Regions from separate parts of the Mus musculus genome. Here region 2 is linked to region 1. A link is a contact called in ENCODE Hi-C or POLR2A ChIA-PET data. All regions are on one chromosome and are shown on one strand. Each heading gives the region's core, a stretch centred on a gene start or an enhancer-like site at or near the end of the contact. The rest is flanking DNA. Distances are from core to core; before and after follow the strand shown. Region 1 holds the start of Mpc2 (mitochondrial pyruvate carrier 2). Region 2 has its middle 27 kb from the start of Gm51750.

Evidence for each region. Hi-C counts contacts between places; a loop is a spot of excess contacts on that map. ChIA-PET counts read pairs that join two places held with the same protein, here RNA polymerase II (POLR2A).
Region 2: a loop to region 1 is called in a map of heart, with 2.3 times the contacts of the local background. The contact joins the enhancer-like site here to the promoter of Mpc2 in region 1. A Hi-C loop is called at or near these places in 1 of 37 maps with a recorded cell type or tissue (heart). POLR2A ChIA-PET finds 5 or more read pairs at or near these places in 4 of 5 experiments (Patski and embryonic stem cell).

What each region holds. Positions count from the first base shown.
Region 1 is chr1:165,458,983-165,463,180 of GRCm38, forward strand. Mpc2 (mitochondrial pyruvate carrier 2) reads left to right here and starts at 2,278. Exons shown (of 5, transcript NM_027430.3): 1 at 2,278-2,529. The coding sequence starts at 2,421. It overlaps Dcaf6 (DDB1 and CUL4 associated factor 6), which reads right to left and starts at 1,481. Exons shown (of 19, transcript NM_028759.1): 1 at 1,149-1,481. The coding sequence starts at 1,245.
Region 2 is chr1:165,583,795-165,588,345 of GRCm38, forward strand. No RefSeq gene overlaps it. Among named protein-coding and RNA genes, the nearest start is that of Gm51750, 27 kb to the left of the region's middle. Within about 2 kb of position 2,061, at least 2 of the 3 ENCODE cell types and tissues checked have a DNase peak (open chromatin) inside an H3K27ac peak, as active enhancers do; they include heart, where a contact is called at or near this core.

The DNA of each region.
Region 1 (4,198 bases), core at 1,028-3,527:
GTAGGGTGCACATACAGGCACTAGTATTTATATATGTATGCATTTCTAAGAAGGAAATAAATCAAGGAAAATAATCACAAAACAGAAACATTTCTAGGGGCAGTGGCATGAAATCCAAATGGGACCGATTCTGGGACTTCTGCTTTTTTGTATTTAATTCTTACAATGATAACATTCATTTAAAAACATTAAAACGCACACCTAGGCGTCCTTTAAGCAATTTACAGCCAGTAGTATTGGCTGTAATGAGATTTCATTTCTTTCTATTTTTGTTGTTAGTAAAAAAAAAAAAAAAAATGACAGCAACAAATCGCTTCACTTGGCAAAGAAATGACAGAGTTGGGGGGAGGAGGCACTTTGAAGAAACAGGACTTTTTAGTTGACTCTGGCATGACCCAACACACTCAACAAAACTCACGGTACACAGAACGAAAAAGGTGGAACCCTGCGTCCACAGTCCTGAAGGTTGTTTTTAGAAAGCTTAACTAAGAAACAGAAAATGCCAAGTGTGTTTTCCAGGGGTGGGAACAGGAACGTGAAACCTTACACCACCTAAAAGAGGTCTACGGGACTGACAGCAGGCTGGACCTGGGAAGGCGCGGGGGTGGGGAGGGCTCCGCGATCTCTTTTAGGTTTGGGCTAAGCGCCACGGTTTACAGCGAGCCCGGCTGGGGTGTCAAGTCCCTGAGGGTGGTCAACAGCGTCTCTCTCGGGCGACATCTAACCCCTTGCGGAAGCCGAAGAAGAAGGTGGACAAGCAACACCTTGAGGTCTTCGGCTGAGCGGGGACAGCTCCGGAGAAAAGCAAAAGCGCCAACTTTGGCGTTCAACGTGGCATCTCCGTAAGGCTCGCGGAGTCTTCTCCGGAGTCCCAGCCCACGAGCGACCCCAACACCTTTCCGGGCTTAGTGCCGCCTCCCCACGGCCCGGCTCTCCGAGGGAAGCCCAGCTTGAGCCGCGCCTGGCAGCTTGCAAAGGGGACCCCGACCTTAGGAGGAGCGGGCGCGGATCGCCGTCATCCCACCTGAGACCTAGCCTGCGGGGCGCCCCGGTCGGGGCTCGGTCCGGTCGCCAACAGCCCCGGCGGCGCCCCCTCCCCCACCTCTGGGCGGCGACCTCAGCGCCGCCGCCCCGGGGCCCCCGCTCACCCAGGTAGCGGCTCCTCAGCCGGGACGGGTCCTCCAGCCCAAGGGACCTTTTCCTCACGTCCCACAACAGGTGCGGGCAGGAGCCACTCCGAGCCATGGCTCCGCAGGGGCTGGGGTGGGAAAGGGGAGACCACCGCGGGGGGTGGGGAGGGGAAGAGAGGGAGGGGACAGGCCGATCAACACCCGAGCGGCACCAGCACCATGCGCGCGCCCCGGGGCCTCGCCGGCGCCGCGACTCAGAGGGCGGCAGCCACGGCCGCGCCTTCTCCCCGGGAGCGGAGAGGTACCCGGGCCACGGCTCGCCTCATACTCTCCTCAGACTACCCAGAACATCTAGAGATCGGCAACAGTCCCCTCCCTCGACCCCCCTCCCGCGGGAGGCGGAGGCGAAGGCGGAGGCGGCCGCGAGCTCCTCCCTCTCCTCCCTAGACCACGCCCCCTCCCGGCCCTTCTCGCGAGAGGATGCACACGGGCAACAGAAGCCGCTGTGCGTCACGATTGCCCTCACCCTAGGAGAGGAGCTTGAGGGCGCTCTAGCCTACTCCTTAATGGATTGGAGAGGCATGACGGAAGCCGCTGAGGTTGTCTTGCTCACGCCTCTCGAGTCAAAGGAAAAAACCGGGCGTGATGACCCATGCATGCAATCCCAGCAGTCGGGAGGCTGGACCATAGCGAGATCCAAGCCAGCCTGGGGTACACAGCGAAGACACCGACTCAAAAACAATAAGTAAATAAGAGGAAGTCCGACAGGTATCCAGCGTCATCTTCAGTTCGGGAGAGGGAAGCCCAGAAAGCTTATTAGTCAAAGTGAGGGACCGGGCGGAAGTGCGGCTTCAGGTTCCCCTCTCCAACATGGCCTCCAGGGCCGGAAGGAGATGATTTCTGGCCACGCCTCTTCCGCTCTGTGAGGCCAGCCAATTAGAGCAGGCCGTTAAGCTTGCGCAACGCCTCGCCCGCCTAGCTCTAGCGGCCCCAGCACGGCGACCTCTGTAGCACCTGTTGCCATGACTCCTCCCCCTCGGTCTCCCCAACCCGCTCGCAGGAGGCGGGCCGGGGCGGGCTTTTGCTGAGCTCCGCCCCCCTGAGCCTTTGCGGGACTCGGCCTCTAGGTGCTTCACCTCTGGCTGCCAGAGCCGGGGAAGGGCGCCCTAGGGCAGAGGCGGACGCCCCAGCGCTGCAGAGAGAAAGTGACGAGCCGCCCTTCGTTGTCAGCCAGGAACGCGGACACAGCGGCGCTCCCACCCTGCTGCTGTCGATCCCTAGGCCGCCGCGATGGCAGCTGCCGGCGCCCGAGGCCTGCGGGCCACCTACCACCGACTCATGGATAAAGTGGAGTTGTTGCTGCCAAAGAAATTGAGGCCGCTTTACAACCACCCGGCAGGTAATGAATCCTGAACGGCTCGCACGGAGATCGTTCCTCTCCCTCCGAAACCGGGACATTAGAGGCCCTGTGACAGTTGAGTTGCTACCGGAATCCCAGAGCCCTCATCTCGCCACTGAAGGGAATCCATCAATTCTCCTAGTCTTTCACCTTGTTTCATCTTAGGTCTCTTTCCAAAAACCGAGTATCAGCACCCAGTGCCCTTGTTGACTTTTGATGTCTTCGCTCCCTTAAACACTGCTCACACTCCCGACCTCTCCTCCAGACTTGAACCTTACTTAACTCCTGAGAGCCACGAAGGGGTCTTGGGCCACCATGAAACCCTCCTTCTCCTCCCCTTTCTCCCTCCGTGAATTTCTAACGCACACGTGGGGTAGAGCTGAAAAGGTGTCTGTCTGGTCTCAGCAGAGGGTTTGGAGTAAAGGTCATACTTTAGTTCCTCTTGGCAGAGGCCTGCTAAGTGAGCCCTCCCCAAAATTGGACGCTCCCCACCCCCATCCCCTTCCCCTTCCCGGTTCAGTCAATGTCAACCTGGTTCCATAGACCCAGTATAATAAGCCAGTCATTATGCAATCACTGACCAGGTTATATCTGTGTTTTATGTGGGCAGATATGAATACAGTTCTGTTCCACCGCTCACCAAGATGTGACCTTGGGCAAAATTCTATACCTCTGTCTTAATTCATATAAAATGTATTCAGTGTGAAAATCAAAAATAACATATGCTTGATTCTTTGAGGATGTTAGCTGTCACAAGTACTGGATAAGAATTCTTGTAGTTAAAATAATTCTTTAAGAAACTGGAAGGCCCCTGTCCCTCTAGCTCTTTATCACAGTTATTAAATTAGTTTATTTCTAATACAAAATGGGTGATAGTAATACTTGGGTGAGGACTAAAATCTGATTATATTATGAAGTCTTTCAAGCATAAAATTGAGCAAATAGAAAAATTTACTCACAGTGGAAAAATGGAGTTGCTAACAAAAAAGTGAACTTTGCCTTTACATAGATTAAATCCATAGTCTACAATTGATATTAGAAAGATTTAGTTCTGTTTGTTTCTTTGTTTGTTTGAGACAGCGTCTCTGTATAGCCCAGTCTGTCCTGGAATTCAGCTCTATAGACCAGGCTGGCCTTCAACTCAGAAATCCACCTGCCTCTGCCTCCCAAGTGCTGGGATTAAAGGTGTGGGCCACCATGCCCAGAGGAAGGTTTAGTTCTAAGGGATGAGGCAGTTCTCTAGAGCCTGGGCTGGTTATTAAATCTGGTGTCCACTCTAATAACAGAATGGTCTATACCTCTGCATAGATGGTAATTTTAACACTTAATGGCATTACTGCAGTATGAAAACCATTATAAAACTTGTTTTAAGGAACTTTATTGATGAAGTTTGTTTAGTTACCTATTAGTTTTTACATTTTTCTGCTTTGTTATGTTTTATGGCAGAGATTTTCAGAAGATAATAATTTGACAATCTATGTAATGATCAGAATGTTACAAAATCAACTGAGGTCTTTGGCAATTCTTACCCTCCAGCTTTGGAGTGAGGACAGTGTGGAGCAGGCTCAGTTTTAAAGCACTTAAGCTAACAGAGAATTGGAAAGTAGTCTTTTGTTGATCTTTTTCAAGACCCTGGCTTTTAGCCACTTGTAATTATTGTTTATAGTAC
Region 2 (4,551 bases), core at 811-3,310, 120 kb after region 1:
ACCCACAGGAAGCTTCCACCAAGGTGCTTTCTGGAGCAGCCCGCCCAGAATTATGTTTAGGAGAAAGATGTGATAGGTAATCCGTGACGACTTTAGGAACAGAGAAGAGAAGCATTATCTTTGTGGGTTTTGTTTGACCCCACCCCCACCCCCATGCACCCTTGAACCTTACCTACTCTGAACTCCTGTAGAGCAAAGATGCTCTACATTGTCTATCTAGCACTGAGCCCAGAGCTAGGCATATAGTAAGTGTTCGGGAGCTGTCAAGTGATGGATGTATAAGGAATATTTGCTCTTGCTCTTTCTTATAGCGGCCCTAGGGACCTGGTATTTATTCAGTGAGTGAAATGATGGTCTCAGGCCCTGTACCATGAATACAGGAATGAGCCAAGAAACAATCCAAACCGTGGCATATGACATAGACCTGAAAACTCACTGGACTGGATCCAGCGGTTGAGTCTATGCCCTTGAGGGAAAGCTCTTTGTGCCTCAGTTTCCTGGTTTGTAACATGGAGATTTAATCGTAGCATCTTAGTCTTTCTGTAAGGTGGTGGTTGTGTGTCAATGCTGGCAAACAAGCAACTAAAATACAGGGCACCTGCTGCACACACCCTGATGTGGCCTTTAGAAAGCTGGTGGGAGCTAGCTGGGAAGAGGTGTGAATCGGACAGAAGGCCTTCCCAGGCCAGCACACAGCATTTGGTCCTGGAACTCTGGAGCACTGGGTCCCCACCCCCAGACACCAGCTGGTCTGAGGAGACCCACTGAACAAAGGAGCCTTGTGGGCCATCTGGCTTTAGGTCTGGGACCCATCAACACCATCCAAAATAGGAGTCTCAGGATGACCACTGAAGGACATGTATGGACCATATTTCTGTTTTAGAAAGTCTTACGGTCGGCTTTTATATGTGGTACTAAGGATCTAAGAATCAAAGGATTCACACTGGCTGAGCAAGTATTCTCCCACTGAGGTGGATCCTGCGTCCAAGGCCACCCAGGTTTCACCAATCACTCTCAGAGATGGAAGAGATCTGGGCCAAGATAGACACAGGCAAATCGTGTCACAAGCTGGAATTAGGGTGGCCTGCCAAAGAGAAGTGATTGAAATTTAGGTCAGGGGTGCTGATCTGCCGGGTAGTAGGAGACGGAATACACTGATATCAGAGGTGGGGGAACTTTTCTGGAAGGGTACTCAAAGAATCAGATACAGCTAGTTGTCAAGTGAACAGGGGGCTACAAAGTTGCGAGGATATTGCCATTGCTCGCTTTGCCCCTGCACGAGAAACCCCGGGTTTTCAACCCTAAATCCCACCTTCCCTGGAGCTGCTTCCTCATGTTAACGGTAGCAGCCTTTGCTCGTCATGATTTTACTGTGTGTAGCAACCCTGGCCGCTTTCCTTTGCTATATTACCCTACAGCTCAGCCTGGAACTTTGTAGTCAGACTGATCCTCAAACTCCAAGAAATTCCCCTGCCTCGGTCTCCTGAGCGCTGGGCTTATCATGCATGGGCTGTCTCACCTGGCTGTCCCCGAGTCACTCATATTGTCAGTGCTACTGAACATCTTTCTAAACCTTACTCCCATGGCTCTCATCTTTGTCCTCACCGCTGCTAAAAATCCAGTTCCTTTACGCCTAACCCAGTTCTGCCCTAAGTCACGTTATTAATCGCTTCCCCAATATCTGATTTCCATCCTTTACCTGTGTAACTGGCAGGGTAAGCGTCCCAACGAACAAACAAATCCCTGTGCTGGTCTATGATGAAATTCCGAAGCCTGTATCATAAGGCTTCCTTCCAAGGCCTTTTCCTAAATGCAGGGCGTGGGGTGTGTAGACTTTGCGCTAATTCTGCCACCTGGAACAGCCCTTAATCAGGGTTTTGGGCTCCTCTCCACCTCTTCAAGCTCTTGTCTCCAAGCTCTCTTTGGCCAGCACAGGAAGTCCCAGCCCAGCCGGGAGTCTGTGCTCTTTAAGGCTCACTTCACTACTGCGGTGGACTGCTCTGGGCTCTTTCCTCCAGGAACTCCTCGAGGGCTGGGCTCTCTGGATGGGAGGGGATTCTGCCACGTTCAGCTTTGTATCTCCAGCACTTAGTATCAGGTCAAGCACCAGGAGGCCTTGGGCAAGTTCTGTCTTGCTCACAGTTGCTTCAGAGCACTTTACAGCACAGGCAGCAGGCATGCAGGGTGAGCAAAGGAGTTTACAAGTGTCAAGCCAATAGAAAGTGGCAGCAGCAGCGTCCAGGGACTGAGAGATACCACCATGCCAGCCTCCATACTTTATTTAGGGGGGGAAGGAGAGTGGGCTTGTATGTGTGCGATTTCTGCTGTTCGTTGGGGTTTTTTTTTTCCCTTGTTCTCCTTTTATAGTTCAGCTTAGCTTAGAACTCACTGCATAGCCTAGAAAGGCCCCAAACCTGAGGCAAACTTCCTTCATCGCCTCTTGAGTGTTGGAATTATAGGCACTGCTTTTATCTATCTGTCTGTCTGTCTGTCTGTCTGTCTGTCTGTCTATTTAGAGTCAGTCTCACTATATAGTATTAGTTGGATGCACAGGCAAACACTAGCTAGTTTTTTTTTTTAAGAATTATTTATTTAGTTTATATATATGAGTACATTGTAGCTGTCTTCAGACACACCAAAACAAATACAACTCACATTAAGAAAGAAAACCTTTTTGTTAAACACTTATTTTATGAGTGTGAGTGTTGTGCCTTTATCTATGTATGTGTGACTCATGCAAGTCTGGTGCCTGTGGAGGCCAAAAGAGGGTGTCACATCACTTGGAACTTGAGTCACAGATGATTGTGTGGGGCTATATGGGTGCAGGGATTGAACTTAGATTCTTTAAAAGAGCAGCCGTTATTAATCTCCAAGCCATCTCTCCAGTCTCAAGGAACCAAAACCATTATTATTATTTAGATTTATTTATTTTATGTATGAGTACACTGTACCTATTTTCAGACACACCAGAAGAGTGCATCAGATCTCATTACTGATGGTTGTGAGCTACCATGTGGTTGCTGGGAACTGAACTCAAGACCTTTGGAAGAACAGTCAGTGCTCTTAACCACTGAGTCATCTCTCCAGCTCCCAAACCATTTTTTTAAATATATATTTTTTTAATTCTTTGAGAGTCTCATACACACATACAATGTATCTTGATTATATTCACACACACACACACACACACACACACACACACACACACACGCTTGAGTGTGCATCAGCTCCTCCTCCATGTGCCTATGGCAAGCACTTATCAAATTCAATGGATTATAAAAAAAAAAAAAAAAAGAGGACCTGAAGTCGGAGCATGTGTGCAGTTATCCACTGGAGCATGGTCAACCTTCCAAGGGTCACACTCATAAAGCTAGGCCTTCCCTTCCCTAGGAGCCCTCAATAGCAATGGTCCTCCTCTCAGGCGGATGGGGGCTCGAGCCCCCACCCCCAGCCGCTGCTGCCCACGCAGGGTCGTATTGACTGGTTTGATCTGGTACAGGGAACTACAGCAGCTGAGTTCCTGATCCTACTTGATCCTGCCATATCTAGAAGACATTGCTTTGTCTCAGTCCTTCTCGAGCTCTTGAGTGCATCTCCTCTTCTGTGACTTCCCACGAGCCTTGGGTGGGAGGGGTGTGTGACGCAGACACTTGCGACCCCTCCAAAGACACACCGGCTTGTACTGTGCCTAGCTGCGCCTTCACGTGAACCTCCATACAAAGTAGAAACTTCCCTGGCGAGGACTGAGAGATGGGGTTCTGCAGTGTATATATATTCAAAAGGCAGTTTAATATGATGTCCTTTTAGCAAAATTAATAGTAGATTATCCCCTGGAGCATATGAGCTCCCCAGCCATGAGTTTCTAGCCAGGGAACGCATAGCATGAACGTCCTCTTTCCCAAACCCCAACCCCAACCCCAACCTCGGGCATCGTGTGGAACAGGGACCAGTTATTTCCAAGCAAGCTCTCTTCTTGTTTATTTCATTTTGTTCTCATGATTTTTTTTTTCTCTTGTCCAACTGCAATTGGTCTACATTAAAATACTGGCTCAGCCAAGAGCCTGGGATGTGATGTCTCAGGCGCTGTGTGACTCGATCTACCACATGACCTCCTGCCAGAGGTCATATTCCTTCGGGGGACATGAGCTCTGTTTAGTGTTTCTGGGAGAAGAGGAAGTGCGGTGCCTAGCAGCTGCTAATAACTGCGTGCTGAATGGATTCTCTGCATTCTTGGGACCAAGATCCTCCAAGCAAGTTTTCAGGACAACTCTCCCTCTGCCAGTACAAAGTCCTTGAAGTAAAGTTTACCAGGAAGAGACCAGGGACATCCAGACACATCATAAACAATCCTCCGGGACCCTGTTGTGCCAATAAAGCTGACGTCAGAGGCTCCTAAAATGGTCCATACCCTTACGGATCTGCTGAACATTCCAGAAGTGTGTCTACAGAATGAATGCAAATTTTATTTCATCTAGTTAAAAGAAATGTTGTGGGGCTGGAGAGATGGCTCAGCAGTTAAGAACACATACTGCCCTTGCATGTGACTGGAGT